6 separate regions of the Homo sapiens genome follow, and all the other regions are linked to region 1. A link is a contact called in ENCODE Hi-C or POLR2A ChIA-PET data. All regions are on one chromosome and are shown on one strand. Each heading gives the region's core, a stretch centred on a gene start or an enhancer-like site at or near the end of the contact. The rest is flanking DNA. Distances are from core to core; before and after follow the strand shown. Region 1 holds the start of MNT (MAX network transcriptional repressor). Region 2 holds the start of CRK (CRK proto-oncogene, adaptor protein). Region 3 holds the start of MYO1C (myosin IC). Region 4 holds the start of INPP5K (inositol polyphosphate-5-phosphatase K). Region 5 holds the start of SLC43A2 (solute carrier family 43 member 2). Region 6 overlaps RAP1GAP2 (RAP1 GTPase activating protein 2).

Region 1 (2,713 bases), core at 79-2,578:
CAGGTGGAATACGGAACGACCTTAGGCGAGTCCTTGGCCGTCACGGCCTCAGTTTCCTTATGTGTGAAGTGAGAGGATTTAAGGGCAGCCGGCCTCAAAGAGCTAACTCTCCGATTGCACCCGAGCTCCCCTAAACACTCGAGCCCGGAAGACGCGGGCGGGCGGGCGGGCGACGGGGGGTCCCTCCCTCTGGGGAGCGCGGTTCCAGCCGGCCGCAGCGGACCCCGCCCCCGCGCCCCGCCCACCGCCGGTCGCCAGGCGCGGGGAGGGCCGGGCTTCCGCCCTCCACGTTGTTGTTCCCGATTTGGGCCACGCCCCCCGGTCTGGGCTGCGGGCGCTTCGTGTTCCCCGCCCTGGCCCCGGCCCCAGAGGAAAGGGTGGCCCATGGGGTGGCACAGTCCGTATCTCCACCCACATCGAATACGCGTGGACAAAGACTGGAGTTCAGGGGAAGGAAAGATAAAGGCCTGGTTTTAAATGGAAGGTGGTGAAAAGGAATGGAGAGGCCAGGGCACGACTGCGGGATTCCCCTTACGGCATCCCACCCTGGGTTCGCCCAGTGGCCCCATCCGCACCCGCGAATGTGACCTGCAGACACTGGCCCTTTAAACCGAAGGCTGGCGGCGCGGGGTGTCCATGTGGAGCTGCTCCATGCCGTGTTGTCCTGCCCGCCCATTGGCTCGCGGCCCGGTGACGTCCCCTAATAGGATGCGAACGCACTGCGGGGGGAGGAACGGAGACAAAACGCGGAGCCGGACTGCCGCTCCGCTCCCTCCGCTGGTTCTCTTGACAGTCTCCAGTCGCCGGCAGCTCCGCCCAGGGGCGGATCCCGGGGGAATTGCGACAGCCCGGCGATTGCGGGATTTAGGTCGCGAGTGGGTGGAGCGTGGAGACCCAGGGTCAGGCCAGTCTCTGCCATTCCCAAGGTTTCCCTGACCCGGAATATCCTGGTTGGAACTCTGTTAAATCTTGAATTGTTCACCCTACCCTCCCTCCAGCAGGACAGATTTCGTCGTGAACGACCCAAACGCACCGCCCCGGCCCAACTTGTGGCTTGCAGCCGGGGCGGGGCCAGCAGGAAAGCGGAACCGCGGCGCGCACACCCCGCTCGGACCTCTCCCTCCCTGCCCGGGCCACGTGTGCGCGCGCCGGATCCGGGGGGCGGGGCCAGCAGCGCAGGACCCGCCCCTCCCTTCGCGAGACGCCGCGGCCCTGCGGGCGGGGGCTCCGGTCCGGGCTTTGGCTGTGGCCCCGGTGTAGTAGCGGGGGCGGCGGCCGGGGGCAGCGCGGCTCCTTCCCTTGTTGTGTGTGTCGGTGCCTCCTCGCCATCTTGTTGCAAAGCCCTTTCTTGTCGGCGGGACTCCCGGGGGCCGCGGGGCGGGAGGCATCGGAAGGGAGGTAGAGAGGGAGGGGAAGAAGGGAGGCAGTGCCGCCTTTTTTTTTTTTTTGCATCCCATTTTTTTAAATTTGCAATTTTATATTTTGCAAATATTTTGAGAGACATTGATTTTTCTCCCCGTGCTCCCCCGTTCTTCCCTGCGGAGTGCGCTGCGCCGCCCAGCCCTGTCGCCCCCCGGAGGTGATCCCTCCCTCCTGCCTGCCCGCCAGCCTGACCTGTGCCCGGCTCGCGGGCCGCAGCCTCGGCCCCGGCGCGCCCCCGGCAGCTCTCGGCGCGATGAGCATAGAGACGCTACTGGAGGCGGCCCGCTTCCTGGAATGGCAAGCGCAGCAACAACAGAGAGCACGTGGTGAGCGGCCGGGCTGGGCCCCTGGGGCACTGGGGAAGGGGAAGCGAGTGACCCCGGTCCCCGAACCCACGCGAAACCGCGGACAGGGCCCCCTCCCGGGCGGCCTGCGGAGCCTGGCAGCGCACGGCTCCCCGCGAGAGCCGCCGCCTGGGGAGGGGTGATGTGGGCAGTGAAATTAATTAATGAATTCATTAACATGCTGCGAGGGACCTGGCTCCTGCGGGCGCCACCCCGGCTGCGTGGCACCCCTGTGCCCCTTCTGTGGTGGGCTGCTTTTGCGTGGGCCAGCGGAGCCCTCGGTGGCACTGAGGATGTGTGAGCCGGGGGGTGGGGTGAGGAATGGTGTTGCGTGGGGGTGGCAGGCTCGCGTGTGCGTGCGTGTGTGCACGGGGGATGTGTGATGTGAGCCTCGGGAAGAGCAGATGAACGGACGTGTACACGGGCGTGTGTATAGCACACGAGTGGGCGTGTGTGTAACGGAGTGGGGGTGGGGACTACTCTACGCGGAGCAGCTCTTCGGCTTCCCTGGCCCCGTGGGGAGGGTGCGGGGGGCGCTCCCGGCAGATCTACGCGCCGCTTGGGGCGGAGGCGGCCTTTGCAGAATGAAATGACATCGCGTGTCTTATGATCCTGGCCAGCCCCGCCTGACCCCGCCTCCCAGAGCTGGGCTGGGCTGCGCGTCCGGGGTTTGGGTGAAAGCCGGGCTAATTGGGCGTTTGCGAAATGGCCCGCGGGTCGCTGGGGGTCAGCCCCCGGGCCCCCCTCGCTGCGCCCCGCTTTAGCCAGTGTGGAATGTGGCGTGTCTGCGCGTTCCAAACCCGCTCTCGCCTGGAATGTTGCGTGTGCCTGCGTTCCGAGCCCGTTGGTTACACCGGGTGGTGACGTGGACGGGCTCCGCCCCCGACCACGTGCACCGGGGACACTCCTGCTGGGGACGGCGCGGCCCGGCCCCTCCTCACCGCCTC
Region 2 (2,713 bases), core at 113-2,612, 940 kb after region 1:
CTCCCTTTGCTTTGAATGTCCTTCCCCGCCGAGTGCGGTGGCTCACGCCTGTAATCCCAGCACTTTGGGAGGCCGAGGTGGGCGGATCTCAAGGTCAGGAGATCGAGACCAGCCTGGCTAACACGGTGAAACCCCATCTCTACTAAAAATACAAAAAGTTAGCCGGGCGTGGTGGCGGGTGCCTGCAGTCCCAGCAACTCGGGAGGCTGAGGCAGGAGAATGGCGTGAACCCGGGAGGCGGAGCTTGCAGTGAGCCGAGATCACGCCCAGGCACTCCAGCCTGGGCGACAGAGCGAGACTCCATCTCAAAAAAAAAAAAAAAAAAAAAAGAAAGAATGTCCTTCCCCATTTGTCATTCAGCAGTCAACACATGCTGCCTCCTCTGGGAAGCCCTCCTGGATTACTCCATAGACTGGCTGTGGGGGCTCTGCTCTGTGTTCATGTCCGTTTCCCATGATAGCGTTTGTCAGCATTTGTCATCCTTTTGTCATCCAGTTTCCTGGTTCCTCTCACTGGTCTGTGAGTTCGAGGAGTGCAGGGCCCAGCCATGATAACCTTTGCACCCGCAGTGCAAGTGGAGTGTCAACAACAATGTCCTAGGTGAATCAATGAAAATGAGAACGTCAGCTGGTCTGTGGAGAAGCTAGAGGAACGAGCAGAAACGGACCGACGTGGCCGGGCGCGATGTTTCTCGCCTGTAATCCCAGCACTTTGGGAGGCCGAGGCGGGCGGATCACCTGAGGTCAGGAGATTGAGACCATCCTGGCCGACATGGTGAAACCCCCGTCTCTACTAAAAATACAAAAAACAGCCGGGCGCGGTGGCTCACGCCTGTAGTCTCAGCTACTCGGGAGGCTGACGCAGGAGAATCGCTTGAACCCGGGAGCAGTGAGCCGAGATCGCGCCATTGCACTCCAGCGTGGGCGACAGAACAAGACTCCGTCTCAAAAAGAAAAAGAAAAAAGAAACAGACTGATATCGCAGGAAGCCTGGCCGAGAACTCAGGCCCCAGGGCCACACGCATCTTTTCTCCTCCAATTCTGTCTGGGAGTCGCTGCCTAGAAGTCCCAGGTCGTCCAGGAACCGGGGCCCAGACGAGAAGCACCGCTCTGTCCGCAGCGCAGGCGCGCGTCTCTGCGGGAGGCTGCGAGGCCCCGCCCCTCGGGCCCTAGACCCCGCCTCCCATCCCCCGCAGCCCGGGCCCGGGAAGGGCGGCACCGCCCATGAATCCGCATGCGCAGTGCGCGCGCGAGGGCGCCTTGCCCTTCTCCCAATGGCGGGCCGCGGGCCCCTTCCCGGCAGCCTCCCTCGGGCAGGGAGCGCGTCATTTCCGGAGGGGGAGGCCCGCGGCTGCCGCCGCCATTTCGGGCGCTGCTGTGAAGCTGAAACCGGAGCCGGTCCGCTGGGCGGCGGGCGCCGGGGGCCGGAGGGGCGCGCGCGGCGGCGGCACCCCAGCGTTTAGGCGCGGAGGCAGCCATGGCGGGCAACTTCGACTCGGAGGAGCGGAGTAGCTGGTACTGGGGGAGGTTGAGTCGGCAGGAGGCGGTGGCGCTGCTGCAGGGCCAGCGGCACGGGGTGTTCCTGGTGCGGGACTCGAGCACCAGCCCCGGGGACTATGTGCTCAGCGTCTCAGAGAACTCGCGCGTCTCCCACTACATCATCAACAGCAGCGGCCCGCGCCCGCCGGTGCCACCGTCGCCCGCCCAGCCTCCGCCCGGTGAGGGACTGACGGGACGGCGGGCCCTGGGCGGGGTGAGGGCCGCGGAACTCCCAGCCTGGCTGGCTGGTCCTCGAGAGCGGACCCTCGGGGGTCGTGGGCAGAGGGCTGGGTGACCGTGGCAGGGGCCCGCCGGCTGCTCGGGCTCGCTCTCACCCGGGGAGCAGGAGTGTGGGGGAGGAGGAGCCGCGGACCGAGGCCCCGGGGTGTGCCTGGGGAGGGCAGCCGCGGGGAAGGGGAACTGCTTCGGCCCCAGGGTGGGGCTGGCTCCCGGGCCAGGCGCAAGGGTAGGGCAGGGCAAGGCAACGTGGGGACAAAGAGCTGAGGGAGATGTTGGCACTGCGGGGGCATCACTTGGCAGCGGCGCCCAGAATGAATCCGATAATCCTACAAGTGGCTTTTAGGCTGGAAACGTTTCCTGCCGTGTTGGAGAGCCGGGTTTGGCCGTGCTCCCCTGGTGGCCTTTGGTAGGAAGTCACCACATACTGGCCGGGAGGGATGGAGACACCCTCAGGAAACCGGTCAATTTTTTCCTTTCTTGGGCATTTTTCCAAAATCTTTGTACCGTTCTCTTCCCCCGTGGAGGACGAAGGTGGTGAACTAAGTGCTAGAAGAAATAGTGGTAGCAGAAAGCCTTCAGTGACCAGCCCAACCCAGTTTAAGGCGATGCCTGGCTATGTGCAAGAGATCTAAGCGTCCAGAAGACTGTCCGCCGTTAGAGAGTTCTGGTTTTCAAAGTGTTTAGTGGAGGAAAGACATTTTATTCCACAAAATAAACCAGAAGTGAGGCAATGGAAACAGACCCTTCCCTGTAAGTGACTGGAACTTCATTTTCCTTGGACTTAAACATTGTCGGTGTGTACTTCAGGGCGTCACCTTGCTCAGTAAGATGGGGCTGCGGGCTGAGTCTTCCTGGATATTGGGAACAGACTCTACGCCAAGAACATAAATTACCTGCGCTGGGTTTTCCTTGCCAGGGAGGGATCCCTGAGATTG
Region 3 (2,713 bases), core at 81-2,580, 910 kb after region 1:
GTGGTTTCCCACAGGACCAGAAACAGGAATGGGGTCTGAACCCACCCGCAGAGCGGTCTCAGTAGTCTGTAAAATACAGATGATGTCCCTATTCTCAAGATTACTGTGGGAGAACAATTGCAGAAAGTGTATCGCACTAGACCCGCCTCCCCGTTCTGATTAATGCGGCCCCGGGGCTTGACCCCAGGGGTCCCCCCACATGCTCACCTCCCCCGTGGTGAACTGAGGTCGCCACACACCCAGCCTCCTGTGTGGGAGGGGTGAGCCCAGCAGTGATTGAGAGGCGGAAAGGGGAATGGGGGGTGCTCTCCGTCCTCTGGGCCCCAGTCAGGATATGGCCGTTCTGGGTCCACCCCGACCCACTGGGTGGAAACAGGAAATAAGTGAGACCTGGTGTGCACTGGGTCTACGCCTGGCTCCACGGCTGATAAGGGCCATTGTGTGGCCGCCGGGGATGAGCCTGCTCTGGATAGATGTGCTTCCCGGAGGAAGGAAGGAAGGCTTGCTAGCTTTTCCGGGGCGGGGGAAGCTGTGGGGAGAGAGAAGGGTGCCGGGGGGAAGGCCCCTGCCTATGGGGCTGTCGGTGCCAGCACACACCCACGGGACTCAGCCCTTCCTATGCCAGCCTCTCCCTCTGGAAAGGTCTGTTTCCCCTATCCACTTCCCTGTTCTTACTTCCTATAAGGAATGGCTGGAGACTGGAGGGCTCAGTCTCAGGCCAGGAAAGTGTCAGCTGTGATTTAGCAACAATAAAAATAGAAAAGCAGGAACATCAGGGGTGGGGGTCACCTGGGGGTACTGTTGAAACGCAAGGGATGAACAGGGCTAGAGGTTGCCCACACCCAGGGAACCCAGGAACTAACCTCACAAGCTCTGAGGCTCAGAGGAGGGTAAGCCAAGAGCTTCCTCACAGCGGGACAGCCCCCTGTCCGGGCCCTGCATGACCAGGCCCCAGCAGCCCTGGTCTCTCAAACTCATGGTGGGGGCTCACCTGCTGTGGGGGGCAGCCCCGTTGAGGGGATGTGCAGGAAAGCCAGTGCCTACTAACGGGTCCTCTTGGCCTAGGGGAGGGCATGCCGTCTGGTTTGGGGAGTGGGCCCCGTGCTCTCTAGGTGGTACCAGAGAGTGGGCAGGAGGAGGGGCCCAGCCATAGAGCTGCCGTGGGGATGGGGGGAAGGGGAAAGGCGTCCTAGCCTTTGACCTGGAGCCCAGGGTCCCCCATGGGTGGCTGCATCGGCTCCTCTGGTTACCTGGGACAACAGGCATTTCCTCCATCCCCAGCCCCTCCTCTTCCTGCTCCAACCATCCGGGCCAAGAGGCCTCCCAGTCAGACCTGGACGGCTCCAGCCGTGTCCTGAGGAGCTGGACCAGCCACATCCCCTGGGGCTGCAGTTGAAGCAGAACCAAGTGGCCATCCCGGCGTTAGACCGTAGGTTCCTGGTCCCGGAGTGGTCGGAGCCCGCCAGTGGGCAGGCAGCTCTTGCTCACAGGCCGCGGTGCCCAGGCCGCTGGCTCTCCGCAGGGCGGAATGGCGCTGCAAGTGGAGCTGGTACCCACCGGGGAGATCATCCGCGTGGTTCATCCCCACAGGCCCTGCAAGCTTGTAAGCTGGGATGCTCTGGGCTGGGAGGAGGGTGGGAGCGTCTCCCCAAGGCCGGGCAGCCCCTCTCAGGCGAGCCCTCGGGCAAGAGCTGAGCAGCGGGGAGGGGTTCCGATCCTTGGCGGGGCCAGAACAGACTGAACAAGACGGGGTGAGTGGAAGAGTAAGGATGCAAGGGCCACTAGCAGCAGGATTTTTGGAAGTGGAGGTCTGGGCTTGACTCTTCCCCGGCTTCCCGAACCTCAGTGGGCAGAACCGTGAATACTGGGCACAAAAGGCAAGTGCCGGCTGCTGTGAGGTCGAAGGACCAGGGCATGGAAGCTCCAGGCTCAGTCAACGCCCCGCTCCTCTCCAGTCCGCAGGGCTGGGACCGCCCAAGACTCAGAACAGAAGGACGGTGTGGGAGGTGGGTGAAGGGTCACGGGTGGGTAGAAACGGGGGAGCGCGGCCCTGGCCCGGCCCGCAGGAAGGGGCTGGAGATGCAAAGGGCCCGGAGGAGGGAGAAAGTCGGGCGCCCCCACGCCCCCAGCAGCGCGGCGGGGAGCCGGGTCTTCGGCCGGAGGGGCGCGCGCGTGTTCGCTGTGGCCCCGGGAACGGGCCGAGGCGGGGGCCGCACGCACCGAGGCTTCGCGGACGCGGCCGGGGCTGAGGCGGGGCGGGGCGGGGCCGGAGGGTGCGCGGCCCTGCCCGGGATGACGACAGGCTGCGGCCCGGCCCCCGGCGGGCCCTGGGCGGGGAGAGTGCGCCCGGGCCGCGGATCCCCAAGCCCGCCACGCCGCCCAGCCCGGCCCCGCCCGCGCCGGAAGAGCCACGCCGGTGGGTACTCGGGGCGCGGGGACGGCGGCCGCGGGGGGCGGGTGTGGGGAGCGGGCGGCCGGGCCGGGAGCCGCCGTGCACGAGGCAGGGGTCACGGCCGGGGATCGCTGGGGCCGAAGAACGGCCGCGTGGACCCGTGCGGGGGGGGGGGGTCCCACGACCCGGAGGCGCCGGCGCAGCCTGGTGGAGACTTAGATTTACCTGCGGGGAGCGGGAGGCGGGGAAGAGCGGCCTGGGCTGCAGGACCCAGGACCCTGCGCGCCCTTCGGGCCCCGCCCGCAGCCCTGCTCCGCCTCT
Region 4 (2,713 bases), core at 80-2,579, 880 kb after region 1:
CTCAAACTTGCACTGATAACCGCCATTTTACCAGGGCAGGATTAGGAAGAGGTACAAAGGTGTGTCTGAAAATTTTTGCACGTGGATTTCTGCATATAATAGTCCCGTGTCAGTTTACTTATGCAAACATTGCACATCTGAATTGTAATTCGGCCGTTTCCTACTGACAGGATGTCCTTTTGCTTTTGTCTGCCTCCTCTTCACATCTTCCTCTTTATCCACCCTACCAAACAAGCAAAACATTTATTTAAAGTAGTTTTAGGCCGGGCGCGGTGGCTCACACCTGAAATCGCAGCACTCTGGGAGGCCGAGGCGGGTGGATCAGCTGAGGTCAGGAGTTCGAGACCAGCCTGACCAACATGGCGAAACCCCATCTCGGCTAATTATTATTATTATTTTTTTTTTTTGAAACGAAGTCTCGCTCTGTCGCGCAGGCTGGGGTGCAGTGGCGCAATCTCGGCTCACTGCAACCTCCACCTCCCGGGTTCAGGCGATTCTCCTGCCTCAGCCTCCCGAGTAGCTGGGATTAACAGGCGCGCGCTATCAAGCCCAGCTAGCTTTTGTGTTTTTAGCAGAGACGGGGTTTCACCATGTTAAGGCCAGGCTGGTCTTAAACTCCTGACCTCAAGTGAGCCGCCCGCCTCGGCCTCCCAAAGTGCTGGGATTACAGGCATTGAGCCACCGCGCCCCGGCCTACGTTTCATTTATTGACGGCTAATTCTGTAGGAGTCCAGGAATCCCCAAACGTCCCATATGCAATAGGTAATCCAATAAGTTTGGAGTAGAAGCCTGAAAGTGGGCGTGGAGAACGGAGGCGCTCCCGCAGTAGCAGGAATGGGGAGATTACCTGCAGCCGGGGGGCGGGGGAGACCGGATCCCAGGCAGGACAGTGGCTAGGCTGCGTGTCCCCACCCCCGACCCTCGTTTGACCCCTGGGAGCCGGGGCGAAGACAGCACAAGGACGGAGCCCTCGGATCCCTCACGAGTGGGGCAGAGGCTGCGGCGGCGGCGAAGAGACAACTTCCGCCGGAAGACGGCCCCTGGCGCGGGGCACGCTGGGAGCTGCGGACGGCGGGCGCGGGCTGGGCCGGGTCTAGTGGCGGCCGCACACCTCGCGTCGTCTGGGGCAGTGTTGCGCGTGCGCTGATGACAGGCCCGACACGCCCCTCTTACGTCCGCGAACCCGTCTTCGCTCAGCCTCTCGCAGCTTTGCGCTCGTGGGAGAGTCCCGCCTCCTTCTGCGAACCGCACCACCCAGATCCCGGGGTGCGCGGAGGGCGCGTCTCTGACGGAAGCCGGGGCGGACGGTCGGAGTCCGGAAGAAAAACAGTCCGCGACAGCTAGGCGCGTGAGACCGGCCGCCCGCAGGGCTGCTCTGGCCGGGACCCGCTGGCCGGGAGACGCGAACCTGCCGGACCACCGCGCGGGGACGACGGCGGCCATGAGCTCGCGGAAGCTGAGCGGGCCGAAAGGCAGGAGGCTCAGGTGAGGGCACCCTGGCGGCAGAGGCAGGCCTGCTCGGGGGGATCGGCGCCCCTTGGGCTGCGGGCTGGGGGTGGACAAGGCACCAGACCTCCATGACTGCCTTTGGTTCAGAGGCGCTCTCGCCTTCTCCCACGCCTGTGTCAGGTGGGCTGTGTTGGGCCCGAGCCTCGCGCCCCCTCTAAGCCGAGGCCGCCAAGCTCGTTCCCACTGGGGCGCAGCAGGTGTCCCGGTTGCTTTCTGGAGAGGACAGCCGTGTGGGGTTGTTTGAGGTTAAAGACATAACGAGGCCGTCACCCTTCGGCTCTCGGTTAGAAATCTTTTTCCTACTTTTCATCAGCACATACATCAGGAGGTCTGCCTGATCCCATGGTGAACCCCGGGAATCCGAAATCAGATTGAGATAAGATCCTTTAGGGAAGTGACTTAGCCTGGTCTCTTGCCTGCTCTTTCACGGGGAACAACGCTAATCGCCCACTTAGTCTAAGTCACGATGCTTGGATTTGCTGCTAATCGTCGGATTTGAGAGTGGGAACAAGAAATCCGGACTTTTGCTCTCCATCCTCTTAGAGTGAGTCTGGGAAAAGAAGTCTCTGAGTAAAAGGTCTTTGTTCCTTAAGCCTCTGTCGGACAGCAGGGGGAGATCGTAAACAAATGAAGCTCAAAATCTCAGGCCGAGTGCCTGGGAAGGTGGTTTCTGTATAGTGTTGTTTATGCTAACAGGGAGGGACAGGAAGTTGCTTTAAACTGGCCAAGAATTTCTTGAAGTGCTTTTGAGAACGTCGACCTCTAAGGACGGGGTCTGTTGGAGGAGAGATGTTTTGGCATTAACTGCCCTTTTCTCCCATCCCCCTGTACCCTCTGCCATTCCAGATCTCCAGCTGCTGCAGGTACTCCTCATCGTGTGCCTAGGACTCATGCTAGGCTGTTCCTGGTCTCTGCAGGGTCTGTAGCTCCTGCCCGCTCTGTGCTCCGCACAGTCTGAGGCTTCTTGAAGAGCTGCTGTGACTGACTGTTCCACTAAAGACATCTGTAGGTCTCTCTTTCCTGAGCCTCTGACTGGATCCAGTGTCATTGAGGCCCCTTATCTAGTTTTCTTGCTTCCCTAAGACTTGTAAGCTGAGGTGGAAAATATCCAACTGATGACTTTTCCCCAGAGAGTACTCTTTATTTTTCACGGAATACTACGCAGACATAGAGCATAGACTCTTAAGAGAGATGTCGAGAAACC
Region 5 (2,713 bases), core at 125-2,624, 770 kb after region 1:
CCTCGCCAGGTGGCCCGGGCGGATTCTAGACAGTAGGGGGCACACTCGGACTGGGGCAGGTGGAGCAAGAGGCGTTTGGGGCTCCCACAGCCCTGGGGTGGTGGTGGGGTTTTATTTTTGGTTTTTATTTTGGTAGAGATGGTTCTCGCCATGCTGCCCAGGCTGGTCTCAAACTCCTGTCCCCAAGTGGCCCTCCGACCTTAGCCTCCCAAACCGCTGGGATTCCAGACGTGGACACCGCGCGGCAGCCCTGGGGTGCTAAGCCAGCCCCCCGGAGCGAGCCAGGGTGACCAAGGCGATTCTGGGGCAGTCAGAGGGTCTTCCCGGGTCGGGTTAGTGCCTCGAATCCGGGGGACGAAGACGGGGAGCTGAGCTTTCGGAGCCCGGGCTTATCAGACGGGGACCCGGAGCCCCCTCGAACCCTCCCTAGCTTGTACCAGCTGGCGGACGTGGCCCGTAGCATCGCCCTGCAGAGGGGACCTTCCCTGAAAGGGACGGGGAACGGGGTGAAGGTGGCCAGCGCGGGCAGGGAGCACCCAGATGACGATCAAGGGTGGAGGGTCCCCGGAGGACCGAGCAGTGCGTGAACACGGGCGGAGAAAGGTCAGTCTGATGGGGGGAGCTCAGGAGACCCCATCCTAGGACGGGACAGACCAGCCCCAAATCCCCTTGCAGATTTCCAAGGGCCAACTTCCAGGGACCGGGCAGACGCCACCGGGGAGAGGGGAAGGGGTCGGTGCATCAGCGGGGGGCGCCACGGCTGGACCGGGTCCGGGATCCCAGGCCCCGAATACGCCGGGACGGGAACCACCGGGGCGGGGGAGCGAGGAACCAGGACCCAAAGCCCGAGGCGGCGGGGACGGCGGCGCTGCGTGGGGAGGAGGCGGGGTGGGGATTCGAGAGTGGAACCACCGTGCGGAGCCGGCGCATCTGGGCGTGGTGACCCGCGCGCAGGGGGCAGCTGGGGACGGCGGGGCGGCCGCGGGAGAGCCCGGCTGGGGGCGCTGGTGGCCCGGCGGCTTCTGGGGGGAGTCCGCTGGGGGCCGGGACGCGGAGCCGGAGCCCCAGCCTCGCAGGGTCAGGCCGCTGGAGAGGCCGCGGGGCGATGTCGCCGGGGATTCCCGGCCGCGCTGTGACTCGGGTTGAAGGCTGCAAAGCCGAGGCCCGGCCCGCAGCGCCCAGGCCCCTCCCGTCCCCCATCTCTCTTGTTTGTCTCCGAGTCCGGCCGGAACCGGCTTCTGCTCGCGGCGGGGCGGGCGGGGGGCTGGCTGCTGATTGGTCGACGCCTGTTTCCAGCCCCGCTCAGCCAATCAGCGGGCGGCAGTGTTTTCTTCTTGGGGTCGGAATAAAAGGGCTGGAATAAAAGAGGGCAGAAAAGGCGCCGGGCGGGCCCGACACACGCCGGAGGAGCCGGGTGAGCTGCAGCAGGGAGGGGATCGCGGCCGGGGCGAGGGCGCGGGGGCAGAAGCGGCCGCCGAAGGGGCGTAGGGAGAAAACGTGGGAACGAGGAGAGAGATGGAGCGATGAGGGGCCGCCAGGGAAGAGATGACGAACAGATGCGGGCTGGGGAATGGAGGCGCGGGGGTCCGAGGCCATGGAAACGGGCGAGTTGCCGGGGGAACGCCCGAGATGGGGGTCGCGCGGCTGGCTCGCGCCACCGGTTTGAACCGGCTCCTCGTCTCCCACGCTGGGTTCGCGTGGCCGCAGCGCCTAGCGACCTAGACGGCGGCCAATGGCGCGGCAGTTCCTGCGCCGTCCGGCCAATGAGCGCGCCGGGGCGGGCCGTTCCGTAGGTCTGGGCGCTGATCTTGTGGTTGAAGAAACCAGCTCTGGGGAAGGGTCTCGGGCGCGGGCGGGAGGGCACCTGTCAGGGTCCCTGGGAGAGGCAGCCCTCGGATCTGCCCCTGCCCACCTCACGCTGCGTTCCATGCTGGCCCCAGGCGATGTCAGTCCTGCTGCAGGCCAGGACTAGTTCCACGGCCCTGAGCATGCGTTAGCCCCTTCTTGCCTCCATGCCTCAGTTTACCTCGGAGTGAGCTGCGGGAGACGTCTCCCTGCCTGGCCGGGGCGGCTCTGTCGTAGCGGAGGGCAGCGGTACGAGCCGGCCGCGGGCTCGGGGTGTCCCAGGTCCGGGCAGGGCTGGGGTTCGCTTCCTCTGCTGCGCGCACCGGCCGCCGCGGCCGGGGAGGGGTGGCAATCCCGAGCCCTGCGGCAGCGGTCGGGGCTGCTGGGGGCGGCCGCAGGGGCTGGGCAAGGGCCGGCCGCTGACGCCGAGTTCTGTGCGCAGGTGGTGCAGAGCCGGAGCCGGAGCCGGAGCCGCGCCGCGCCGCACCATGGCGCCCACCCTGGCCACTGCCCATCGGCGCCGCTGGTGGATGGCCTGCACGGCCGTGCTGGAGAACCTCCTCTTCTCGGCAGTCCTCCTGGGCTGGGGCTCGCTGCTCATCATGCTCAAGTCAGAGGGCTTTTACTCCTACCTGTGTACCGAGCCAGGTGAGACAAGCGCCTGGGGTTGCGGGGGGCTCCTGGAGCTGGGGCTTTGGGAGGGGGCGGGATGGGGGCGAAGACCTAGCGAGCCACAGCACCGCATTGCCCAGTGCCTCTAGGGTATCAGAAGGCCCATCTGATCCTCACCCAGCCCTGCCGGGTACTTGTCATTGCCCCTGTTTTGTGGACGAAGACATCGAGGCTCAGAGCGATCTGTCTTGCGCAA
Region 6 (2,713 bases), core at 161-2,660, 600 kb before region 1:
CTGGGCCAGACTGGCAGCATGAAAGAGGTGGGGAGAGACCCCAAGAAAGGAGGTTCCCCCCAAAACCTGCAAAAGGAGCTCCCTAATGTTCCCAGCCTGAATTTGGCTCCATCCCAACCATTGCTACTCAAGCACTGAGACCTGGCATCGTGGATGCGAGAGGGGCAGAAGGAAGAGTGTCCTACCTTCTGGAAAACGGGGGGACTGGGCAGAGGTGGACCAAAGGTGGGCACATCTTCCCGCGCAGTGACAGAGACCTGAGTGAAACAGAGTCATGGTACGGACCTGGAGGGAAGAGACGAGCGCTGCCCCTACGGGAGCCACGCTCCTTACAAAGCTACTCACCTTCTCCCTCCTCCTCTTCCCAGAACACAAACAAAATACTCCTGTGAGCATCGCCAGCACAGGCCCTGACCCTGTTCCTAGAAGTGGGGCCGGACGGTGTGGGGCCATCCGCAGCCTCTCATCTGCATTCCTGGAGGCCAGAAGCAGGTTTGGCAAGATGACTGGACAGGGCTGGGACCCTAATTTTAATGCCATACAAGTGCCCGGGAGATGGCATCTCGTGACCTCATTCGACCGTGACGCTAATCCTACTGAGAAGGCACAGGGAGAACTGTTCTCCCTGATGAGGAAACAGATGCCCAGAGACACACAGAGAAGCCCCCAAGTCCCACAGGTGATTAGCCGCAGAGGAACAGAGCATCCAGACCTCTCCCGACCCGTCTCTGGGGTTCTCTTCCCAAGCCTGACTCCTCAGCTCGGCCATAAATCAGAATTGCTTCAAAATTGCTTCAGGTGTTTAAAAATACAGACTGGGTTCATGGGCTCTGGCCTAAACCTGCCGAATCGGAAGGGTAGGGCCCCCCGGAAACTCTCGTGCAGCCGGTGGACCCGTGTTCGGGAGCCCTGGCCCCACACACGGGGTCAGCCAGTCCTAGGCCCAGGCTAGGAACTGAGGGTGGGGCGCGCACCTCTGGCACCCTGAGTGAGACTGAGCTTTAGAGTGACGGCCTCGAGGTTCGCTGCATGGGGGTCGCCCAGGCGTGGGACGGGCCCCACACCCCGCCTTCCCTCTGCACAGAGGTGCCCTGACTTCACCTATTCTCAGCCCACGAGGCTGTGAGGCTCTCGGGAGACTGCCCTCCCTTCCCTACACAGCCGCTGACGTGAGCCCAGCCCTGGCGTGCTGCCAGCCTCCCCGGCCTGTGAAGTGGAGCAGATGCAGAGTCTGCCAGGCCGGGTGAGCAGGCAGCTGGGCACCGAGCCAAGGAAAGGCCCTGCCAGAGTCCGGAGGGGAAACGGAGCGGGAGAGAGCTGGTCAATACGGGCTTTCTCTTCTCAAGCTCCAGGCTGTCTGCCCAGCCCAAACTGCAGTGCCCCGAGTCAGGAAATGGTGCGCGTTCGGCTGACGTGATTTCTGGCTGGGCTCCAGCAGCTGAACCCGGTTCCCTACCACCACCCACCAGGCACCGGTGGCCCAGGTCAAGAATTCAGTCACAGAGCCAGAATCAGGGGTGGGGGTGTGGGAAGGCTATGGGGAGACTGCAGACCGTGGGCACCTGGGACAGAGGCCAGAGGGCAGCCCCAGCTCTGCCCTTCCCACCCCACTCCCCCTCCTCCTCCAGCCTGCATTAGAGTGGTCTGTGCCGACCGTGTAAGTGGCTTCAGACACATCCTCAAGTCCATCCAACCCTCCAGCTGGACAGTCCCACAGCAGAGCCCTGTGGGCCACACGGAGGACAGGGCCCTTCCTTGCGACGTGCGTTCACCTTCCATCCTCATTGTGCGCCTCTCTTGACCCCATTCCAACCAGGCGGCCAGGCCTTTGTTGTTCCCCCCTCTTGGGGACATCTGGGTCACTGGACTGAAAGCAGAAGTTGCCTGAACACAGCCCCACCTTCCTGTTTTCTAAATGCAGCGAGGGCCTCCAGCGAGGGCTTGGAGGGAGGGAGAGAGGCAGATGCAGGTGACTCTGGGGAAGGGACCTGCATGGCTGGAAGGAGGAAGGAGCTTGGTGTGGGTCATGAGGATGCACTGGGAACCTCAGAAAGCTTCAAACGTGACAAAGGCCCCACGCCCAAGAGTGGCCTGGGAGCCGCGGTGGCACACAGAGCATCGTCCGAGCAACAGACAAGTCGTGACGGGAAACGGGGAGGGGGCTACAAAGACAGGGCCCTCCCCGGCGGTGGGCTTCACCTGAGATTCCTGACACCTTTGAGGACTTCCGGAGAGGGAGGCAGGGATAGGGGGGAGGGAAAGGGGTAGTCCTGGTGATGGCTGAGCTGGACTTTCCTTCCAAGCAGGCAGGATGAGGACTACACTCATTTCTGAAAAATAATCCAGAGTGATGCTTCGTGCACACCCGACTCCGTGGAGCCAATTTCTCGCCTGCTCTGATGGCTCAATGACCAAGACCGCAAGCAGACCCAGACAGGACCTCAGCCACAGCTCCCTGGCTCTGTGGCCTCAGGCCTTAAGTGGGTTCAGCTCTCAGCTTCCATTTCCTCCCTCTAGCGAGAGGTCTTGTCTCACCAGGGGCTTGTCAGGATTCAAGACTGTGCGTCTAAGGACCCAGCACCGTGCCTGGCATGAGCAAGCAGCTGGTAAGGGGTAACCACTGTCGCCCAGTGGCCTTTTCACTTCCCCTGCTGACCTGCACCCAGTAAAGGGCTCCTGAAATAGAGTTTCCCCAAAGCACCTTGCAACCCAC

Evidence for each region. Hi-C counts contacts between places; a loop is a spot of excess contacts on that map. ChIA-PET counts read pairs that join two places held with the same protein, here RNA polymerase II (POLR2A). Pooled maps may share reads with other maps.
Region 2: a pooled map shows a loop between it and region 1 (9-fold over the local background). The contact joins the promoter of CRK here to the promoter of MNT in region 1. A Hi-C loop is called at or near these places in 1 of 37 single-sample maps with no recorded cell type and 6 of 50 pooled maps. POLR2A ChIA-PET finds 5 or more read pairs at or near these places in 1 of 52 experiments (Caco-2).
Region 3: a loop to region 1 is called in a pooled map, with 7 times the contacts of the local background. The contact joins the promoter of MYO1C here to the promoter of MNT in region 1. A Hi-C loop is called at or near these places in 5 of 37 single-sample maps with no recorded cell type and 13 of 50 pooled maps.
Region 4: a loop to region 1 is called in a pooled map, with 14 times the contacts of the local background. The contact joins the promoter of INPP5K here to the promoter of MNT in region 1. A Hi-C loop is called at or near these places in 8 of 50 pooled maps. POLR2A ChIA-PET finds 5 or more read pairs at or near these places in 3 of 52 experiments (B cell, OCI-LY7 and naive thymus-derived CD4-positive, alpha-beta T cell).
Region 5: a loop to region 1 is called in a map of B cell, with 14 times the contacts of the local background. The contact joins the promoter of SLC43A2 here to the promoter of MNT in region 1. A Hi-C loop is called at or near these places in 1 of 168 maps with a recorded cell type or tissue (B cell), 2 of 37 single-sample maps with no recorded cell type and 7 of 50 pooled maps. POLR2A ChIA-PET finds 5 or more read pairs at or near these places in 1 of 52 experiments (WTC11).
Region 6: a map of B cell shows a loop between it and region 1 (7-fold over the local background). The contact joins the enhancer-like site here to the promoter of MNT in region 1. A Hi-C loop is called at or near these places in 2 of 168 maps with a recorded cell type or tissue (B cell and OCI-LY7), 13 of 37 single-sample maps with no recorded cell type and 15 of 50 pooled maps. POLR2A ChIA-PET finds 5 or more read pairs at or near these places in 1 of 52 experiments (PC-9).

The regions. Positions count from the first base shown.
Region 1 is chr17:2,399,675-2,402,387 of GRCh38, reverse strand. MNT (MAX network transcriptional repressor) reads left to right here and starts at 1,328. Exons shown (of 6, transcript NM_020310.3): 1 at 1,328-1,748. The coding sequence starts at 1,676. RefSeq lists enhancers at 1-361, 733-782, 2,073-2,643, 2,644-2,713 and silencers at 83-402, 1,053-1,362, 1,553-1,632, 1,783-1,842, 2,363-2,713.
Region 2 is chr17:1,454,881-1,457,593 of GRCh38, reverse strand. It overlaps CRK (CRK proto-oncogene, adaptor protein), which reads left to right and starts at 1,362. Exons shown (of 3, transcript NM_016823.4): 1 at 1,362-1,717. The coding sequence starts at 1,477. RefSeq lists silencers at 1,054-1,553, 1,644-1,703, 1,814-1,943 and an enhancer at 1,208-2,193.
Region 3 is chr17:1,491,303-1,494,015 of GRCh38, reverse strand. MYO1C (myosin IC) reads left to right here and starts at 1,330. Exons shown (of 32, transcript NM_001080779.2): 1 at 1,330-1,603. The coding sequence starts at 1,529. LOC105371483 (a long non-coding RNA gene) reads right to left here and starts at 1,229. Exons shown (of 2, transcript XR_934145.4): 1 at 391-1,229; 2 at 1-66. RefSeq lists silencers at 2,075-2,474, 2,555-2,713 and an enhancer at 2,279-2,713.
Region 4 is chr17:1,515,228-1,517,940 of GRCh38, reverse strand. INPP5K (inositol polyphosphate-5-phosphatase K) reads left to right here and starts at 1,329. Exons shown (of 12, transcript NM_016532.4): 1 at 1,329-1,485. The coding sequence starts at 1,442. PITPNA (phosphatidylinositol transfer protein alpha) reads left to right here. Exons shown (of 12, transcript NM_006224.4): 12 at 1-223. It overlaps PITPNA-AS1 (PITPNA antisense RNA 1), which reads right to left and starts at 1,022. Exons shown (of 2, transcript NR_028514.1): 1 at 848-1,022; 2 at 1-223. RefSeq lists a silencer at 944-1,243.
Region 5 is chr17:1,627,495-1,630,207 of GRCh38, reverse strand. It overlaps SLC43A2 (solute carrier family 43 member 2), which reads left to right and starts at 1,374. Exons shown (of 14, transcript NM_152346.3): 1 at 1,374-1,414; 2 at 2,288-2,493. The coding sequence starts at 2,334. RefSeq lists enhancers at 2,126-2,663, 2,664-2,713.
Region 6 is chr17:3,002,913-3,005,625 of GRCh38, reverse strand. RAP1GAP2 (RAP1 GTPase activating protein 2) reads right to left here. Exons shown (of 25, transcript NM_015085.5): 15 at 186-257. Among named protein-coding and RNA genes, the nearest start is that of RAP1GAP2-AS1, 38 kb to the right of the region's middle. RefSeq lists enhancers at 1,658-1,707, 1,878-2,007. Within about 2 kb of position 1,410, at least 37 of the 41 ENCODE cell types and tissues checked have a DNase peak (open chromatin) inside an H3K27ac peak, as active enhancers do; they include B cell, OCI-LY7 and PC-9, where a contact is called at or near this core.